Regions from separate parts of the Homo sapiens genome. Here region 1 is linked to region 2. A link is an interaction called in ENCODE POLR2A ChIA-PET data of the cell type or tissue named here. Cell type or tissue: MCF 10A. All regions are shown on one strand. Links, peaks and the distances in the headings refer to the core of each region. The heading gives the core; the rest is flanking DNA. Region 1 overlaps PHF20 (PHD finger protein 20). Region 2 overlaps PHF20 (PHD finger protein 20).

Region 1 (5,377 bases), core at 220-5,219, 150 kb after region 2:
TGTAGGCAATATGTAAAACAAATTTTCACCTGTATGGTTGGCTGCAGTGGCTCACATCTGTAATACTAGCACTTTGGGAGGCTGAGGTGGGCAGATCACTTTAGGCCAGGAGTTCAAGACCAGCCTGGGCAACGTGGCAAACCCTGTCTCTACAAAAAATACAAAAATTAGTTAATTGTGATGGTGCACACTTGTAGTCCCAGCTTCTCAGGAGGCTGAGGTGGGTGGATCACTTAAGCCTGGGCAGTCAAGGCTGCAGGGAGATGAGATTGTACCACTGCACTACAACCTGTTCAATAGAGTGAGACCCTGTCTCAAAAAACAAACAAACAAAAACCCCTAAACAAATGCGTATGGCTGTGTTCACATAATACTTTATTTACAAAACAAGTCAAGCTGGCATTGGCACATGGGCTGTAGTTTGCTGACCTTTGCCCTACAACAACAAGTATTAATATGTATTAAGTGTCCAACTCCAGTAAAGATTTTATAGCAGTTTTAAAAAGAAGCCCATTTTAATGGCCTAGCACTGTGGCTCACACCCGTAATCCTAGCACTTTGGAAGGCTGAAGCGGAAGGATCACTTGAGTCCAGGAGTTCAAAACCAGCTTGGGCAACATAGAGAGACCCCGTTTCTACAAGAAATTAAATAAAAATTAAGTAAATAAAAATTTAAACAAAGAAGCCCATTTGAAAGTTTTGGTTATTTTAAAATTCATATTATTTGTTGGTACCTAATGCACTGACATAATTCAAAGTCCAGAAAGCACACAGAGAAATACCTTATCCCCACCTTATCCCCAACTACCCATTCCGTAGAGTCAGCCCTTATCAGTTTCTTGTATATCCTTCCAGAAACATTCTATGGCTAAACAAACAATAGCAAATGTATTGTTTCCTTTTAAAAATTTTTTGGTAAAATACACATAACATTAAAAGTTACCCTTTTTATTTTTATATTTTCCTATTTTGAGACAGGATCTTGCTTTGTCACCCAGGATGGAGTACAGAGGCACAATCACAGCTCATGGCAGCCTCCAGCTCCTGGGCTCAAGTGATTGTTCCACCTCAGCCTTCTAAGTAGCTGAGACTACATGCACACAACATCACACCTTGCTAATTTCTTTAATTTTTTTTTGTAGAGATGGAATCTTGCTATGTTTTTCAGGCTGGTCTCAAACTCCTGGCCTCAAATGACCCTTCCTCCTCAGCCTCCCAAAGTGCTAGGATTACAGGTGTGAGCCACCCTGCCCTGCCTAAAAGTTACCATTATAACCATTTTTAAGTATGCAAGTCAGTGATGTTAAGTACATTCACATTGCTTTGCAACCATCTCTTTGTCTAAATGCAAATGTTTGCATTTTATGTATAGTATTTTCTTTTCTTTTCTTTTCTTTTTTTTTTTTTTTTGCGATGGAGTTTTGCTCTTGTCGCCCAGGCTGGGGTAGTGCAATGGTGTGATCTCGGCTCACTACAACCTCCACCTCCCAGGTTCAAGTGATTCTCCTGCCTCAGCCTCCCGAGTAGCTGGGATTACAGGCATGCACCACCACGCTTGGCTAATTTTGTATTTTTAGTAGAGGCAGGGTTTCTCCATGTTGGTCAGGCTGGTCTTGAATTCCCGACCTCAGGTGATCCGCCCACCTCGGCCTCCCAAAGTTCTGGAATTACAGGCATAAACCACTGTGCCTGGCCGCATGTATAGTATTTTTAACATCTTTTTTCATTTAGCAATATGTAAATTAAAAACCATTTTATTTTCTGCATAATGGTTGGATCACATTTTATTTTACTTTATTTTATTTTATTTTTTTGACGGAGATTCGCTCTGTCACCCAGGCTGGAGTGCAGTGGCATGATCTTGGTTCACTGCAACCTTCCTCTCCTGGGTTCAAGTGATCCTCCTGCCTCAGCCTCCTGAGTAGCTGGGACTACAGGTGTGTACCACCACACCTGGCTAATTTTTTGTATTGTTAGTAGAGATGAGGTCTCACCATGTTGGCCAGGCTGACCTCAGGTGACCAACTCCTGACTTCAGGATATCCTCCCGCCTCGGCCTCCCAAAGTGCGGGGATTATAGACAAGAGCCACTGCGCCTGGCCCATTTTTCTTTTTTTTAAGCTATATAAATATTTGATCCACCTGAAATTTTGCCAGGTATATAGTGAGAACTATGGCTCCCCATTGTACTAATACCATACCTCACTGTTTGAAATGCCACCTTTATTTACTTCATTTCTAAATGCATTTGAATCCTTTTCTGGTTCTCTCTTTCAGCGATTCATCTGTCTGTATATTTGCTCGTACAATTCTATTTTAATTATTGTACCTTTATAATATTTTTAAAATATCTGGTATGGCTAGTGTCTCCATATTGCTCTTTCTTTTTCACACATTTCCCAGCTGTTAATTTTAGAATTTTTTCTAGTTCTGAAGCTATTAATTTATTATTTTATTGAGACTTTTTTTTTTTTTTTCTGATATGGAATCTCGCTCTGTTGCCCAGGCTGGAGTGTAGTAGCGTGATCTTGGCTCACTGCAACCTCCGCCTCCTAGGTTCAAGCAATTTTGAACCTGCTTCAGCCTCCCAAGTAGCTGAGATTACAGGCGCCTGCCACCATGCCTCCCTAATTTTTGTATTTTTAGTGGAGATGGGGTTTCAAACATGTTGGCCAGGCTGATCTTGAACTTCTGACCTTAAGTGATCCCCCCGCCTCGGCCTCCCAAAGTGCTGGCTGGGATTACAGGCATGAGCCACTGTGCTTGGCCGGGACTACATTCTTTTTATAAATTAACCCAAGGATAATTGATATCCATATGTTAACTCTTGCTGTCCAGGAACAGGGTGCACTGTACATTGACTTAAGTCTCTGTGTGTGTTCTTCAAATAGTATTTACATTTTTTTTTTTTTTAGAGAGGCAATACATGCTTATGGTTATTCTTAGGTATTTTATCTTTTAGTTTGTTTATTATTCTCATTCATTTCTTAATTTAAAGGAATAATGTGTTTTAGCTACACGCACATGGAAAAAGTTATCATTGGCCAGGCGCGGTGGCTCATGCCTATAATCCCAGCACTTTGGGAGGCCGAGGCAGGCGGATCATGAGGTTATGAGATCGAGACCATTCTGGCTAACACGGTAAAACCCCATCTCTACTAAAAATACAAAAAATTAGCTGGGCATGGTGGCATGTGCCTATAGTCCCAGCTACTCAGGAGGCTGAGGCAGGAGAATGGCTTGAACCTGGGAGGCAGAGGTTGCAGTGAGCCGAGATTGTCCCACTGCACTCCAGCCTGGGTGACAGAGTGAGACTCCATCTCAAAAAAAAAAAAAAAAAAAAGTTACCATTTTGAAACTGAACTGTATTTGATTCATTTTTGGTGAATCCTGGTTTTCAAAACATGAAGTCATTGGTGAGACAGACTTTCATTTTTTTTTTTTTTTTTTTTTTTTTGAGACGGAGTCTCGCTCTGTGGCCCAGGTGGGAGTGCAGTGGCGCAATCTCGGCTCACTGCAAGCTCCGCCTCCCAGGTTCACGCCATTCTCCTGCCTCAGCCTCCCGAGTAGCTGGGACTACAGGCGCCCGCCACCACGCCCGGCTAATTTTTTTTGTATTTTTAGTAGAGACGGGGTTTCACTGTGTTAGCCAGGATGGTCTCGATCTCCTGACCTCGTGATCCGCCCGCCTCGGCCTCCCAAAGTGCTGGGATTACAAGCGTGAGCCACCGCGCCCGGCCGACAGACTTTCATTTTTAATTGTTAGTCTGTTTTCTGCTACTGACCGCCTTTTTGTCACTTTACATATCTTCTCTGAGCCTTAGTTTCCTCATCTGTAAATTGAAGAATCTAAAACAGATATCTAAAGCCTGTCTTCCCGCTCTGCCCACATTGATTCTGATGTGATTAACTTCCTAGAGGCCTTATATCTGCTCAGGGAAGCCCTCTTGATGCCAGGACCTATGTGACTCCCAGTGGTTGAGGACCATCTGAGCTCTGGATTTCTAGTCCCTTGTGGCCAGGCTGGTGGGCCACCATCAAGGTCATGTCAGGAAGCTCACTGTCCACCTTCTAGGGCTAATTTGTTTGGTTGGGTAGTTAAAGGTTTAGGGTCCTGGTTTGGAATTGCTTGAAGTGCCCTAGTATCTCCTCGGGAGTTCGCCTTTCCTTTTCATTCCCTCCTCTGGACCCTTAGCTCTCAGACCTACTATCCTCAGGCTGTCCACATGTCTCCCAGTGCAACCCTCATTGTCAACTCCCTCCTTTCCCTCTCTGCCTTCTGGCCCTCTCCCCCTGTCCCCTCAATACTCAGGGAAGGAAGTGGAGCCTTGGGTTGAAAGAACTGGTTTAGCAACGAGTCAGGTTATGTTCTTATCCACCTTTGCCTTTCAATAGCTATGTGATCTTTGGTAAGGTTTAGAGAGAATAAATGCAAAGTACTAACCCATGATTACTCCAGCAGGGGTCTTAGTGAATTGGTTTGCTCATTAGTGGTTAATAGTATTAATAGTAGCTTATTACATAAAGCTATGTGCTGGGCTCTGTAATAGGAGCTTTTACATATGACCCATTGAATCTTCACAAACAGCCCCAGGAGGAGGGTAGGAATTGTGTATCCCATTTTGCAGATGGGGAAAATAAAGCCCAGGAGAACTAACCTGTGCAAAGTCACACAGCTAATGAGTGTCTGAGCCATAATTCAAACTCAGCTTTAAGATGTCACTCGTGGGACTGAGGAACTGAATTTTTAGCTTACCTTGTTAATTTCAATGTAGAGCCACATGTGGCTAGTGGCTACCATACTGGACAGTGCAGTTCCAGATGTGTGGCAGCAGCTCAGTTCCACGTTAGTCAGGAGGGAGTGCTCCTTCCTCCCCTCTCCTTCTATCCTCCCATGCCCCTCCCCTCAGCAGGTGGGTCTTACTTTTGGATGGAGAACACCTTCTGAGTTTAATTTTTGTTGCTTCTTTAATTCTAACAGTGTGAAGAGTGCCAGTGCTGGCAGCATGGGGTCTGCATGGGATTACTGGAAGAAAATGTGCCCGAGAAATACACCTGTTATGTTTGCCAAGACCCTCCAGGTAGAGATTTCTGGAGTCAGGGATATAACAGTATGTAGCCTTTTCCTTGGCACAGCTGGCTGTGACACATTCTAAATGTCTGCGGTCTTGAGACTCATTTCTTCAGCATCGGCTAGACTCCAGCTCCTCCTCGCCTCTGTTGCTATCCTGCCTTGTGGCCAGCTATCCTGAACGTAGCAATAAGAGCACACGTGTGAAGGGGCCCACCTAGTGGAAGGCCTGGCCTTGAGCTAGAACTTTTCCTTTTCTTTAATTATGGTTTAAAAAAAATGCATGAGGCCGGGCGCAGTGGCTCA
Region 2 (5,377 bases), core at 146-5,145:
GTGCTGGGATTACAGGCGTGAGCCACCAAGCCCGGCCAACCTCTTGTCAATCTTTACCCCCAATCCTCACATTAAAATCTGCAAATATCTGGGACCTCCTATCTCTTAAGAGCCTCAATAGTTCTTTCTTTTGTGTTTCCTTCTGCCTTTACAGATCTTATTCAGGGCTTCTCAGCCTGAACCCCCAACCAGATTAATTTCTCCACAGCTGGAATTCCAAGTGCTTGGGGATAATGATACCTCTGACCTTTCTTCCTTTTGGGAAGTACTTGAGTGTGCAGCTGCATGAGGCCTCAGCAGGAGAGAGATTTTAGGTCCAAGAAGCTATACCAGTAGGACAAGGCAGGAAAATACTACACTTTCAGGATCAAGCCCCTCTGACTCTCATTTGGAAACTGGATGTTTGCTAAGCACCTGCTTCTTAAGGATGCCGAGGGATTTAATGATACTCCCAGAAACCTGGAGAGATTAATGGGGCCTATGGAGAAGTGCTCTGAACTCAGTGTTGGGACTTGAATAAAATTAACCATTGTCATGTTTTCAGAACAACTAAGCTGTTTTATATTTCATGTGCATGAAAGCCCTAGAACTAAGTTGTGTTATTTCCAGAAATGAAATAGATCCCACAGTTAGATGATGTGGCCATTAGGAAGTACCAAATTTATAAAAATCACTGGAGGTCTGTCTGAGCAGTACCTAATAAAATATAGTATACTGAAAGTGAACAGATACTTTGTCTCTTTCTTTGGCTGCTTGATACTTTATCTGTGTACTGCCGTACAGTGCACCCTTAAAGTATTCTACACCAGTGCTTCTCAAACTTGAATGTGCATGTAAGTCACCCAGGGGTCTTGTTGAAATGCTGATTCTGATTTGGTAGATCTAGGATGGGACCTGAATGCATTTCTGATTTGCAGGTGATGCTGATGTTACTGAACTACACTTTTAGTAGTGAGGTTTCATACACGAAGACAAAGTTTCTCTGTGAAAATAGGAAGGTGGTGGTTAGCCTTATATTTTTTTATTTTATCTTTATCCAGACACACATCCCTTAAAAGTTTGTACAAGGCCATAGTCCCCTTTATTAGTTATACTCAATTAGTTATTCTAGCACATAGCTTTTTAAATATTGGCCAAAACTGGCTGGGCACGGTGGCTCATGCTTGTAATCCCAGCACTTTGGGAGCTGAGGCGGGCAGATCACGAGGTCAGGAGTTCGAGACCAGTCTGGCTAACACAGTGAAACCCTGTCTCTACTAAAAATAGAAAAATTACCTGGGTGTGGTGGCAGGCACCTGTAATCCCAGCTACATGGGAGGCTGAGGCAGAATACTTGCTTGAACCCGGGAGGCGGAGGTTGCAGTGAGCCAAAATTGCACCACTGCACTCCAGCCTGGGCCACAGAGTGAGACTCTGTCTCCAAAAAAAAAAAAAAAAAAAAGGCCAAAACTTCTCCAGGAGTTTGGTTTCTGTGTGTATATATATATATTTTGGGTGGGGACAGGGTCTCATTCTGTCACCCAAGCTGGAGTGCAGTGGTGTGATCACGGCTTACTGCAGCCTCAACCTTCTGGGCTCAAGCGATCCTCCCCTCAGCCTCTTGAGTTTCAGGGACCACTGGCACGTGCCACCACACCTGGCTAATTTTAAATTTTTTGTAGAGATGAGATCTTGCCATTTTGCCCAGGTTGGTCTTGAACTTCTGGGCTCAAGCAGTCCTCCACCTTAGCTTCCCAAAGTGTTGGGATTATAGGTGTGAGCTGCCATGCCTGGCTATTGCCAAATTTAAATGGTTACATATTTCTTACTTGAATGTGAACATAATTATTGATATAGAATCATTCTAATAAATACTGCATAGCCAGCTTGTCTGTCTGGTTCCTCATCCTACCATGAGTAGGGAGTCTGTGATACCCCAAATCAGTGGGTCACAGGTGTTGGAATTTCCAAAGAGTCCTTCTTGGTTTTCTGGGTTCTGGAAATGGGCCAGGAAAAGCCAGGATAAAGCTATGTTCCCCGACCTCGAATGGAAGCTTCTGGCTTTCTCTAAATGGGTGCTCCAGAAAGACAAATGCTGGGGAGAAGATGATATTCTTTGATGGTGATCATGCTTTATGATGATCTTTCTCCTTTTGTACCCACATGTCTAATCTATTCTAAGTCTCAAGTGGGTTTTTCCTTTTTTCAAAAAATTTTTTTGGAGACAAAGACTACCTCTGAAAGTGTTTTTCCTTTCTAAGTGTGTTGGATCATCTGTACCTATTTCCCTGGCTGTCACCTGTCTGGCCCTCTTCCACGTGATCCTGTTGCCAGCCCTAATCAGGACAAACCTGAATGACTAGACTATTTTGTGTCCCTGTCCTCCTCCAACCCCTATTCCTCACATGAGTGTCAGATCCTATTCAGTAACGGATTTGATCTGGATTTGGCTCTAGTCCTAGCTCTTCCATTTACTGTGAGACCTCAGGCAAGTCACTTAATGCTATGGGCCTGCTTCTCCCCATTTGTAAAATGAGGGGCTGATGATCTGCAATGTCCACCCTGGCTGAATCTTGGTCGCTACCTTGCTTAGAAACCCCATTGCCTGTGGTAGCTTGTTGCAGCAGATCTGATTTCTTTCATGTGCTCCCTTGGGCAGCCTGCCAGTTATTCCCTTGTCCAAGTCACTTCTGCCATTATCTTTTTTTCTAGCTGAGGCAGCCAGCTTGTTCTCAACCCAACTTCAGCGTTCTTCTTGCTTCCATGTCTTCTTCCAGTTCCATGCTGTATTTCATTCAGAACTACCTGAAATCCTCAAAGAAGTCTTCCTGAGTTCTCCATTCAATGTTTGTGACTTCTCTGCCTTACCAAGAAGGAGTCTGTACCTTATATACCCCGTATTTACTTGTCAGTTCTCTTATCTAATGTATACTTAAAAAGGGACTTCATTTCCTCCATACCACAGCTTTGTTTTTTGGTTTGAATTAGCAGGGCAGGTGGCATGAAATTTAAAGAGGAAGCAAGCAGGTTGTTTGCCTTTGGCTGGGATTTGGGGAAAGTATGAGATGTAATGTTTTTAGTCCCCTTCCCCAAGATCTCCTGTATCTGTGGGAATCAGTTGCCTGGTATGTCTTCCTGGATTGTAAAGGTGCTTAAACTTCCTTTCTGAAGTTTGAAAGTGTATCCTAAGTGCAAATACCATTTGACAATTACTCGTGGTTGGGTGGGTGCAGTGGCTTACGCCTGTAATCCCAACACTTTGGGAGGCCAGAGTGGGAGGATTGCTTGAAGCCAGGAGTTCAAGACCAGCCTGGGCAACAAAGTGAGATTCCTGTCTCTACTCCCCCACCAAAAACAAAAAAGTAGTCAGGCATGGTGGTGCGTGCTTGTAGTCCCAGCTCCTTGGGAGGCTGACGAGGGAGTTCAGAGTCTGCAGTGAGCTAGGATTGTACCACTGCACTACAGCTGGGTGACAGCACGAGACCCCATTGCTTCCAAGTGCTCTTCTAGGAACACACAGCCACAAAACCCAGAACAAGGAATTGTTAAGGATAATGATAAGAAATCTGTATTTCAAATAACTTAACAAATGAATAAAACCAACAGTTCTTTGAGAGCACCTGATTATTGTCAAAGACAGTTGCTGAGGGGGCTTGGAAGTCAGGACTTAAAGGTATATTTAACCTCTGGAGTTTTCTTCTTTCATCATCTTCCTAAGAAATAATAGGGAGGATGTTTACATTTTTCTTGATAAAGTCTTTTTATTAATTTTATTTATTTATTTATTTTGAGAAAGGGTCTTGCTCTGTTGCCTAGGCTGGAGTGTAGTGGCGCAGTCTTGGCTTACTGCAACCTGTGCATCCTGAATTCAAGCGATTCTTGTGCCTCAGCCTCCTGAGTAGCTGGGATTATAGGTGCGCACCACCATGCCCAACTAATTTTTTGTAGTTTTAGTAGAGACAAGGTTTCACTATGTTGGTTAAGCTGGGACATTTTTCTTGATAAACATTCTTTAAACCAAAATGTATGCTTAGTCAAGATCCTTGATTGGATTATGAGCCTAGAGAAAAGGAGGGTGATGTCTTTGTCTAATCCATCTTTGCCAGTGACTGCCCCTTACAGGCTATTGACTATAGGGTAACCTAATGAAAATTGAGACAGGCACTGTGGCTCACGCCTGTAATCCCAGCACTTTGGGAGGCCAAGTCGGATGGATCACCTGAAGTCAGGAGTTCAAGACCAGCCTGGCTAACACACAGTGAAACTCCGTCTCTACTAAAAATACAAAAAATTAGTCAGGCGTGGTGGCAGGTGCCTGTCATCCCAGCTACTAGGGAGGCTGAGGCAGGAGAATGGCTTGAACCCGAGAGGCAGAGGTTGCAGTGAGCCGAGATTACACCACTGCGCTTCAGCCTGGGCAACAAGAGTGAAACTGTGTCTCAAAAAAAAAAAAAAAAAATTGAACCCTTAATTTGTAATAATGCTTTGACAACTTTGCTAGATCTTGGGCTAGGTCCTACCTGGACCTTCCTCTCTTTTGCCAAATAATGGAACTAATGAGCTGGCAGAAATCCTGTACAATTTTAGAAGCCTAATATGAGTGACTAAATGTAAATAGGACAGTTTTAGGAAAGAGTGGTGGAGCCTGAATCAGTGAACTTTGGGGAAGGAGCAAGAGGAGGGGCTTGGGATTTAAACAAAGGGTTTTTTTTTGTTTTGTTTTGTTTTTTGTTTTTTTTTTGAGGTGGAGTCTCACTTCGTTGCCCAGGCTAGAGTACAATGGTGCAATCTCGGCTCACTGCAACCTCTGCCTCCCGGATTCAAGTGATTCTCCTGCTTCAGCCTCCCAAGTAGCTGGTACTACAGGTGTGTGCCACCTCACCCTGCTAATCTTTTATATTTTTGGTAGAGACTGGCTTTCATCATATTGGCCAGGCTGGTCTCGAACTCCTGACCTCATGATCCGCCTGCCAGGGCCTCCCAAAGTGCTAGGTTTACAGGTGTGAGCCACTGCGCCTGGCCTAAACCAAGGTTTTTATTCAGTGATAGTTTATTCCATGTCAGGAACATAATTCTCAGATTTTAAAGGCTGACTTCCAGGTATCTTAGAAGGATATTTGGGGGTCTCTGTCCTAGTAGAGACCTGATTTTCAAGAGGTCTCTTTCTCATATGGAAAAAGTCCATAGCTGGTGGATTGACATTCCTTTCTTTCTTTTTTTTTTTTTGTTGAGGCGGAGTCTCACTCTGTCGCCCAGAAGTGCAGTGGTGCAACCTCGGCACACTGCAACCTCTGTCTCCTGGGTTCAAGCAATTCTCCTGCCTCAGCCTCCTGAGTAGCTGGGATTACAGGTGCCCGCCACCATGCCTGGGTAATTTTTTGTATTTTTAGTAGAGATG

The links. ChIA-PET counts read pairs that join two places held together with the same protein. Peaks named below come from ENCODE experiments on the same cell type or tissue, not always from the same donor. Only the 100,000 strongest peaks of a DNase experiment are listed, where the experiment ranks them.
Region 1: POLR2A ChIA-PET joins it to region 2 with 5 read pairs; 4 of 35 experiments call an interaction of 5 or more read pairs at or near these places.

Annotation. Positions count from the first base shown.
Region 1 is chr20:35,922,799-35,928,175 of GRCh38, forward strand. It overlaps PHF20 (PHD finger protein 20), which reads left to right. Exons shown (of 18, transcript NM_016436.5): 14 at 4,982-5,081. Among named protein-coding and RNA genes, the nearest start is that of SCAND1, 29 kb to the right of the region's middle. In MCF 10A, for the core only: no CTCF peak of the experiment used is centred there; no DNase peak of the experiment used is centred there.
Region 2 is chr20:35,774,334-35,779,710 of GRCh38, forward strand. The region is part of intron 1 of PHF20 (PHD finger protein 20); the gene reads left to right. Among named protein-coding and RNA genes, the nearest start is that of PHF20, 5.0 kb to the left of the region's middle. In MCF 10A, for the core only: no CTCF peak of the experiment used is centred there; a DNase peak (open chromatin) is centred at 2,628.